Regions from separate parts of the Mus musculus genome. Here all the other regions are linked to region 1. Evidence: chromatin loops called from intact Hi-C (ENCODE). Cell type or tissue: left cerebral cortex. All regions are shown on one strand.

Region 1 (2,500 bases):
GGCTCCAGACAGACCTCCTCCCCCTCCCGCGTTGCCCGCCCCTCCCGGAGCCCGCCGGGCTTGAGGATCGGCCTCTCGCCGGGAGCGGAGAGGAGCCTGCGGGAGCCGGGCTGCGGCGCTCACTGCGTCAAGAGCCGGGGACCGCGCGATCGGAGCAGCCCCGGACCGGCCGGGCAGGCGGGGCGGCCGCGGCGCCGGCGACGCCGAAGGGGCCGGGCGGCTCCGGCTCTCGAGCTCGGGAGCGGGCGCGGCGGCAGCGGCCGCGGCGACGCGAGGCGGTGGTTCATTTTGTGAGCGCGAGGCAGGTCGGACGTGGGAGCCGCGCGGGGAGGGGACCGGAGCAGGGGCGGGGGCCGCTGCACGTCCATAGGTTGCCCCGGGAGGGGATCAAGGCTCCCTGAGGGGAAGTTGGCTGGAGCCGGGGGGACATCTCAGGACGCCGCAACACAGCCTCGCCTCCTTTTCCTGGCTTTGCCTGCGTCCCCTGCCCGCGTCCCAGGCCACTGAGCTAAGAGCCGTGGAGCCCAAGTCCCCGAGTGTCATGGGGTTGGGACCCTTCGTGGCGATGGGAGGTGGGTACGAGAGGCAGAGATGTGCACGCGCGTACAGTCACGCCTGTGCACACACACGCACCCGCAGGAAGCCATGTAGAAGTTGACCCCGAAGTCAGACCCTATGTAAGCGCGCGTGTCACAGCTCCACCCGCAGGGACGATTGTTTCACGGGGCGGGCGGCGGGGAGGGGAGAATCAGAGATGGTACAAGGTTGTCAGGCCCTCCGAGATGCAACATTCTCTCTTCCCACCAGGGACTTGCTCTCTCCTAAGGTCACCGACCCCCTTCACAGTCCCTCCTCTCTGCATTGTATGTCACCACCCCCTTGGGCTGAGAGGCCGGGAGGCGTGAGATCAGCCTGGCACCTTCCCATTCCCGGAAGGTTCCGAGTAGTGGATTCCCCTCCCACTAGCCTCTGTGTGTGTGGGGGGGGGGAGTTAATGTGTGCTTTCCGGGGATCCAAGTCATCCCTCTGGGGCTGTCCACCCTCCCACCCACCCCCACCCCCCACCCCCATGGTTCCAGGAACACTGACTGAGCCCGCTGGTATCCCATTCCCTACCGCGCCCCTTCCCCAGGCGGTAGCTTTGGCCTTGGGTTGAAAATCAAAATCAAGTTCAAGAGCGCCCTCGCCGGGCTAAGGCCTTGCGCACAGCTTTCGAGCCTCCGTGCGCTTGCGGAGCTGAAGGACCCCCCTTTGGGCAGAGTGGGTGCAACCCTTTTTGGACGCCTCCTCCGAGCTGGAGCACTCTCAAGAGCCAGGCTTCGGGACACAATGCCAACGAAGGGGACTGGAGCCGCAGAGTGCAGCCAAGTATACATAGTAAGGGGCGAGGAGAGGCTGGGGGCGGGGACTTGTCCCTTGGGTTGCCAGACCACCAGGGACCAGCATGGGAATAGCCTGAACCTTGGAGTAGCGCGGCCAGAGGACCAGGAGCTTCCCGAGCTCGGGTCCTGTGGCCTGTCCTGCGACTCGACTAGATCCAGCCTGCAGCACCGGCAGGCAGCCCACACTTGGCCGATCCTAGGCTTTCCCCAGCCCCATTTTTCCTTTGGAACCCTGAGGAGTGAGATTCCAGTTAGGGACTGAGGGTAGAGGAGGCTCTATCGTCTTTCCGGTGGATTCTTAGACACAGAGCATGGTGGTCAAGGACAGAGCTGTGGGTCTACCCTTGCTCAGACCTCAAGAGAATCCAGCCGGGACTGAAGGCTCCAAAGCCTGCTTTTAGGGTAGCTTTTGCCGGGCCCTTCAAAAAAACAAAAAACAAAAAACAAGCCAGGCACCCCTCAAGCTGGGAAGGCCACAAGCTAACCCCTGGCCAGAGCCACGGGGATGAGGCCAGAGCTTTCTCCTGGTTCTCTCATCTCCCGCCCCGCCCCCATTCCTCCCTTCCTCTCCCATTCTCCTGAGCCATGTCACTAGCAGGCATGTGTACATGACCCAGGGTGGACACTATGTATGTTGCACCCACACGTTTGCAGAGCAGGTTCACACCTAACGGGCACACCCCATAATTCACCCCTTAGCCCACCCTCATGAAGAACATGAAGTTCTGGCAGAAGTTCACACACATCTTTGCCGACGCCCACGCCTCCCCCCTCCCCACAACCAGGAACCTTACCAAGAAGTTATAGAGTAGGGCTTCAGTCGCCAAGGCACCCCAGCCTGCTCCAGGGTTGCACAAACCCCCGGTCCATACCTGGGTTTCTGTAGTGGTGTGCGACTGCAAACATCATTCCAGAAAGGCAAAGATGTCTATCCTGGGGTCTATCTGACAGGGTCCCAACAAAGAGAAGAAAGCCCTCCCTCTCTTTTACCTCTTTGCCACCTCCTCCCCCTTTTCTCTTTTACATCTGCCTCCCCTCTCCCTCCTCCTCTTGTCTTCTTACTCTGTAGCTCAGGCCAGCCTGGGACTCCAGTGTCTAGCTTTAGACCCCTGAGTGCC
Region 2 (2,500 bases), 140 kb before region 1:
AAGCAGGAGGATCACTTCAGGGACAGTCTAAGCTGTATGAAACCCTGTTTCAAAAAGACAAGAGTTGAGGCTGGGGAGACCACCTTGTATTTGTTGTGCAGGCATGAAGACTAAGTTCAATCCGCAGCCCCTAATAAAAGCTGGGCTCTGAGGTGTTTGTGTGTAATGATATCCAGAGCGGGGTGATAGGAGTCAGAGACCAGCAGATTCCTGTAGCTTGCTGGCTAGCCAGTCTAGCTGAACCAGTTAGCTTTGGATTCAGTAAAAACATCTGACATCAAGCCCAGTATGGGGGTGCACGCCTTTAATTCCATCACTCAGACAGCATATGGATTTCTATGAATTCCAAGGCTAGCCTGGTGTATATAGTGAGTTCCCAGACAGCCAGGGATACATAGTGAGACCCTGTCTCAAACAAACAACTTATAAGCAAAAACAACCTCCATGCACAGAAGAAACATAGGGCTCTGAACCTAACAGAGATAGGGAAAAGCCAGGGCACTGTGATAGCCTACAGGCAGGAGGACTGGCTGAGAGAAAGAGCAGTCACTCCATAGCTCACAATGGCCTGTCTCTGGTTCTCTACATTCCAAGTCTCCAAGGCAGCCTGTTCTGATTAGCTGTGCAAACTTAATTAGTTCACATCCAAGTTTGTGGAAGGCATCCCTCAAGGGAGCTGTGTGAACAGCCTCTGGTTACCAAGAAGACCAGATTCCATGCCGAGGTGGCAGTATTAATATTGAACATAGCCTGCTCAGGCTGCCAGCCTTCCCCAGCAAAGTCTCATCTTCCTGGTGGCTTCTTGAACATGCCACCTTGTAAATAATATTAAAGCAATTTCTTCTGGGGTGTCAGGAAAAGAGAAGGAGTGGGTAGGGTATCCAAAAGCACCCTGTCTAACTCTGTGAGGTGAGCACCAGCTCTAGGGACACATCACCCTTGCCAAGAGCCCCAGATCGAGCCAGGTCACCAGCACTGAATGAGGCTGGCCTCACCTGCTCTTGAGCCTACAACATGGGGTGGGCTTGGCTGGATAAATGCCCATCAGGAGTTTTTCAGGTTCCCTCCAGTATGTCTGACTGTCTAGAAAACACTTCTGCTCCTAACAGTTGCCCAGCTGCGGCTGCCAACGCATTTTGCGGGTGTTTCAGATTCACCCTTTAGAGACTCTCTCAGCAGGGGTTGGGGTGCTCAAAAGCTAGAAGCAATTTGGATAATGACACATCCTGTTCCAGAGCTTCCCCAATCAAAGGGAATGGCCAGGCCTTTGATCTTCAGTTCCCTGGAGTACTGAAAAGATAGACAGTCACCCCCTCTGCTGTGCCCCCAGGCCCTACCCAGAACAGGGCCCTAGCCTGACCTCCTGGGTATTGACCTAACTCTGGGGGAGACTGTACCCCCTACTCAGAAGAGTGATTCCTGCTCCTGCGCTCTTCTATAGGTGCCATCCCCAGACTCCCTCCAGGGGGAGCACCTATCCTGTCTGCTCACTCCACCCCAGCTCTCCTTTGGGGAGCACCTGTCTTATAGGCCCCATCCTGGGTCTCCTATGTTTGCCTTGTTCACTTCATCCCAGGCCTCCCTCCGGGGAGGGCACCTTACTGTTCGCTTCACACAACCTCACCCCACTCCCCCAGACCACCTGCTCTGCTGACTCCCAAACTGACAGCTGTATGGCATACTCCTTGCTGACTGGTTTCTCACTATTTCCTCTAGGCTTTCTTCAATGGCCTAGAGCAGCTAGTGTCAGTGCACAGCTAGTGAGCTCTCCAGGGGTGTCAGAACCCCTGTCCAACAGGGCAAATGTGGGCCTCAGGGAGGTGACATCTCTCCAAGCCTGAGGCTCCTTGTTCTGAACCCAGCTAGCTATAGTAGACACTAGAGACTGCCTACTACAGCTCTGGCTCAGTGCCCTCCAGCTTCCTGTAGGCTTGGCCCCCCAACAGCCATATGTAGGAAGCTTGTTACAGACACTGCCCAGGCTGGGCTCCCTGCTCGTCTCCTGGGTCTGCCACTGGCCACACATCCTGCCTCGGGCTCATGTTGCTGATATATAATGGGCTCTCCATGGACCCTTGATTGGTTTCTAACTAGGTCCCCAGCCCATCTCTTCCTCCGTCCCTTCTCTGCCTGAATGGTCACATCAGGCACTTGCCTCTGGGCCTCTTCTGAGGCCCCCTCAATTGGTGCTACCTTTTCATGAAGCCCTGGGTCTGGACTTAGAACAGGCTAGTGGTCTGAGTGTGTCCCCCTCCACATCCCCAGCTCCATGCCAGAACTGCTCCACAATAAGTGCCCCTTGGCCTATACCTCCCCTCCCCCACCCCCCTTGTTTATTAACTCAGATCAGCAGACAGAATTTTCCTGTTTCTGTTGAATTTATTCCATAATTACCCCCTGTTGGCAGCAAACTGTACTTATTCCTTTTTACAATAGAGATGCAAAGGTTATTTTATGTGAAGTTTATTTATGTTAATGAGATGTTGAATATATCACAGCC
Region 3 (2,500 bases), 390 kb before region 1:
CGAAAAAACTAAAAAAAAAAAAAAAAAAAAAAAAGAAAAAAAAAAGAAAAGAATGTGTGATGCCTGGGTTTATTTCCCAGCAACTGGTCCTTAACAAGTGGATGGGGGCTGAGGTACTCAGTGGATGAATCCATTACCATGCAAGCCAGACAGCCTCAGGTAGATCTCTAGAATGTAGGCAAGGGTACAGGAGAGAACCAGTTCCACACAGCTGTCCTCTGTCCTTCGTACATGAGTTGCTGGGATTTGAACTCAGGACCTTTGGAAGAGCAGTCAGTGCTCTTACGTGCTGAGCCATCTCACCAGCCCCTGTTTCTTTTTTTAACATCTGTCTCTCTTTCTCTGTGTGTGTGTGTTTGTATATGCACATGCATTCGTGAGTTCGTGCCCATCTAGTGTGTAGGTGTCTGTGCAGGCCAGAAGAGGGTGTTGGATTTCCTGGAACTGGAGTTACAGGTGGTTGTGAGCTATCATGTACCCACTAGAAACTGAATATGGATCTTGTAAAACAAAACAAAAACAAAACACACACACACAAAAACTCAGACAGTGAGTGCTTTTAACAGCCGAACCATCTCTTCAGCCCCAAGGCTTCCCCTACCACCACCACCTCCTCCTCCTCCTCCTCCTCCTTCTTCTTCTTCTTCTTTTTTAAAGATTTATTTATTTATTTAATGTATGTGAGTACACTATGGCTGTACAAATGGTTGTGAGCCTTCATGTGGTTGTTCGAATTGAATTTTTAGGACCTCTGCTCGCTCTGGTCAACCCTGCTCGCTCTGGTCAACCCTGCTCGCTCCAGTTGGCCCCGCTTACTCAGTCCGTGCTTGCTCTGACCCAAATATTTATTTATTATTATACTTACGTACACTGTAGTTGATTTCAGACGTACCAGAAAAGGGTGTCAAATCTCATTATGGGTGGTTGTGAGCCACCATGTGGTTGCTGGGATTTGAACTCATGACTTTCAGAAGAGCAGTCAGTGCTCTTACCTGCTGAGCCATCTTACTAGCCCGAACCTTTTATTATTATTATTATTATTATTATTATTATTATTTTTTTTGTGGTAGGTTTTGGGAAGTTGTTTGTGTAAGGCTAGGAGGGTGACTGACTGAAGCATGAGGTACTGAGATTGGACATGATGCAGGACGGGGCAGAAGTAATGGAAGGATGGGGCAAAGTTAGGGTTCAGTGCCAGGACAGAGTCTCCTTAGAAGTCATACATTTGCCTACTCACATAGTCATACATGTATGTACGTATACATAAGCACATATACATACAAATGCACATAAGCACAAACACACAGCACACCCATACACATACATGACTATGTATTAGTTCAAGGATGCACTCTTTAGCTGGAGACAGCCTGCATGTCTACCTGTCTGATGTGTAACACTGTGGATTCTGAGATGTAGCAACCAGTAGGTGGCACTGCCTCCTTGATGATCAGCTTTCTTCAAGGAGGCCTGTGAGCACCTGTGGCAGCCTGTCTTGGGGCTTACTGCCCTTCCATAGGAACTTCCTCACTAGTATCAGGGATCTTGTTAACTGAGGCACAAGGGGTCTGGGTCCACTGGCTGCCTTCTTATGGACAGGCAGGTTGTCACCAAAGTCTGTGCTCTCCCTGTCTGTCTGTCCATCTGTGACCATCATCTCTCAGAGTCCTTGTCCCCTAGGGTCTGAGTGCTGATGGTGAATGGTGCAGATCCTGTGAGGATGAGGTCTGGCTACCCCGAGGGGCTCAGCCGTAGTGTGGCTGTTACTTTCCTCATTGCCGTGACAGACAGGTTATCTGACAGAATAGCTTGACTCTGGCTCCAGTGTGAGTGTATAGTCTACCAAGGTGGAGAGCGTGGTGGCAAGAGCATGGGGCAGCTGCTCACATTGTGTCCACAGCTGGGAAGCAGAGAGATGAGTGGAGGCTCAGCTGCTTTCTCCTTTTTATTGAGACCAGCTCACTGAATTGTGCCATCTCCATTCAGGTTGGCTTGAAACTCCATGGAAACACCTTTACAGTCGTGCCAGATGTGTGTCTCCTAGGTAACAGTAAATCCAGCCAAACTGATCATGCAGATTAACCGTCATACCTAGGTTAAAAGAGTGTTTTGGCCTGTGTGAGTTCCTCATGGTGTAACAGTGTTGCTCTCTGCACTGTGACACTTCTTATGTCTGAGGAGCCTAGAGTTATTAGGGGGGAGTGTTTAAGCCACTGTAAACCAGGAATCAGATGCTGAAATCTAACTGTAGATACACTGTGATGTGTCCTATGCATTGGGCCACGTGGGTGAGGAGAAATGGGCCTGTCAACCTGTGTCCAGTGCATGGAATCATGTGGGCTGGGTCAGATAGCTCTCTCTACTGTGTGTCTAGTGCACAGGGCCATGTGGGCAGGAACACATGCTTCTGTCTTCCTCTGGTGAATCCAGTGTATGGAGTCCCATGAGCTGGAGCTGACAAATTTGTATCTATTTGTGTCCAGGTCAGTAGGGTCGTGTG

The links. Peaks named below come from ENCODE experiments on the same cell type or tissue, not always from the same donor. Only the 100,000 strongest peaks of a DNase experiment are listed, where the experiment ranks them.
Region 2: a loop joins it to region 1, with 2.7 times the contacts of the local background. A loop is called at or near these places in 5 of 42 quality-filtered maps.
Region 3: a loop joins it to region 1, with 4 times the contacts of the local background. A loop is called at or near these places in 12 of 42 quality-filtered maps.

Annotation. Positions count from the first base shown.
Region 1 is chr5:139,906,163-139,908,662 of GRCm38, reverse strand. It overlaps Elfn1 (leucine rich repeat and fibronectin type III, extracellular 1), which reads right to left and starts at 797. Exons shown (of 2, transcript NM_001384186.1): 1 at 1-797. In left cerebral cortex, a CTCF peak has its summit at 1,199; DNase peaks (open chromatin) are centred at 81, 262, 916 and 1,160; H3K4me3 peaks cover 1,287 bases; H3K27ac peaks cover 434 bases.
Region 2 is chr5:140,041,338-140,043,837 of GRCm38, reverse strand. The region is part of intron 17 of Mad1l1 (MAD1 mitotic arrest deficient 1-like 1); the gene reads left to right. Among named protein-coding and RNA genes, the nearest start is that of Gm30492, 53 kb to the left of the region's middle. In left cerebral cortex, a CTCF peak has its summit at 1,470; a DNase peak (open chromatin) is centred at 1,486.
Region 3 is chr5:140,291,300-140,293,799 of GRCm38, reverse strand. All of the region lies in intron 9 of Mad1l1 (MAD1 mitotic arrest deficient 1-like 1), which reads left to right. Among named protein-coding and RNA genes, the nearest start is that of Mad1l1, 29 kb to the left of the region's middle. In left cerebral cortex, a CTCF peak has its summit at 1,419 (motif pointing right); a DNase peak (open chromatin) is centred at 1,432.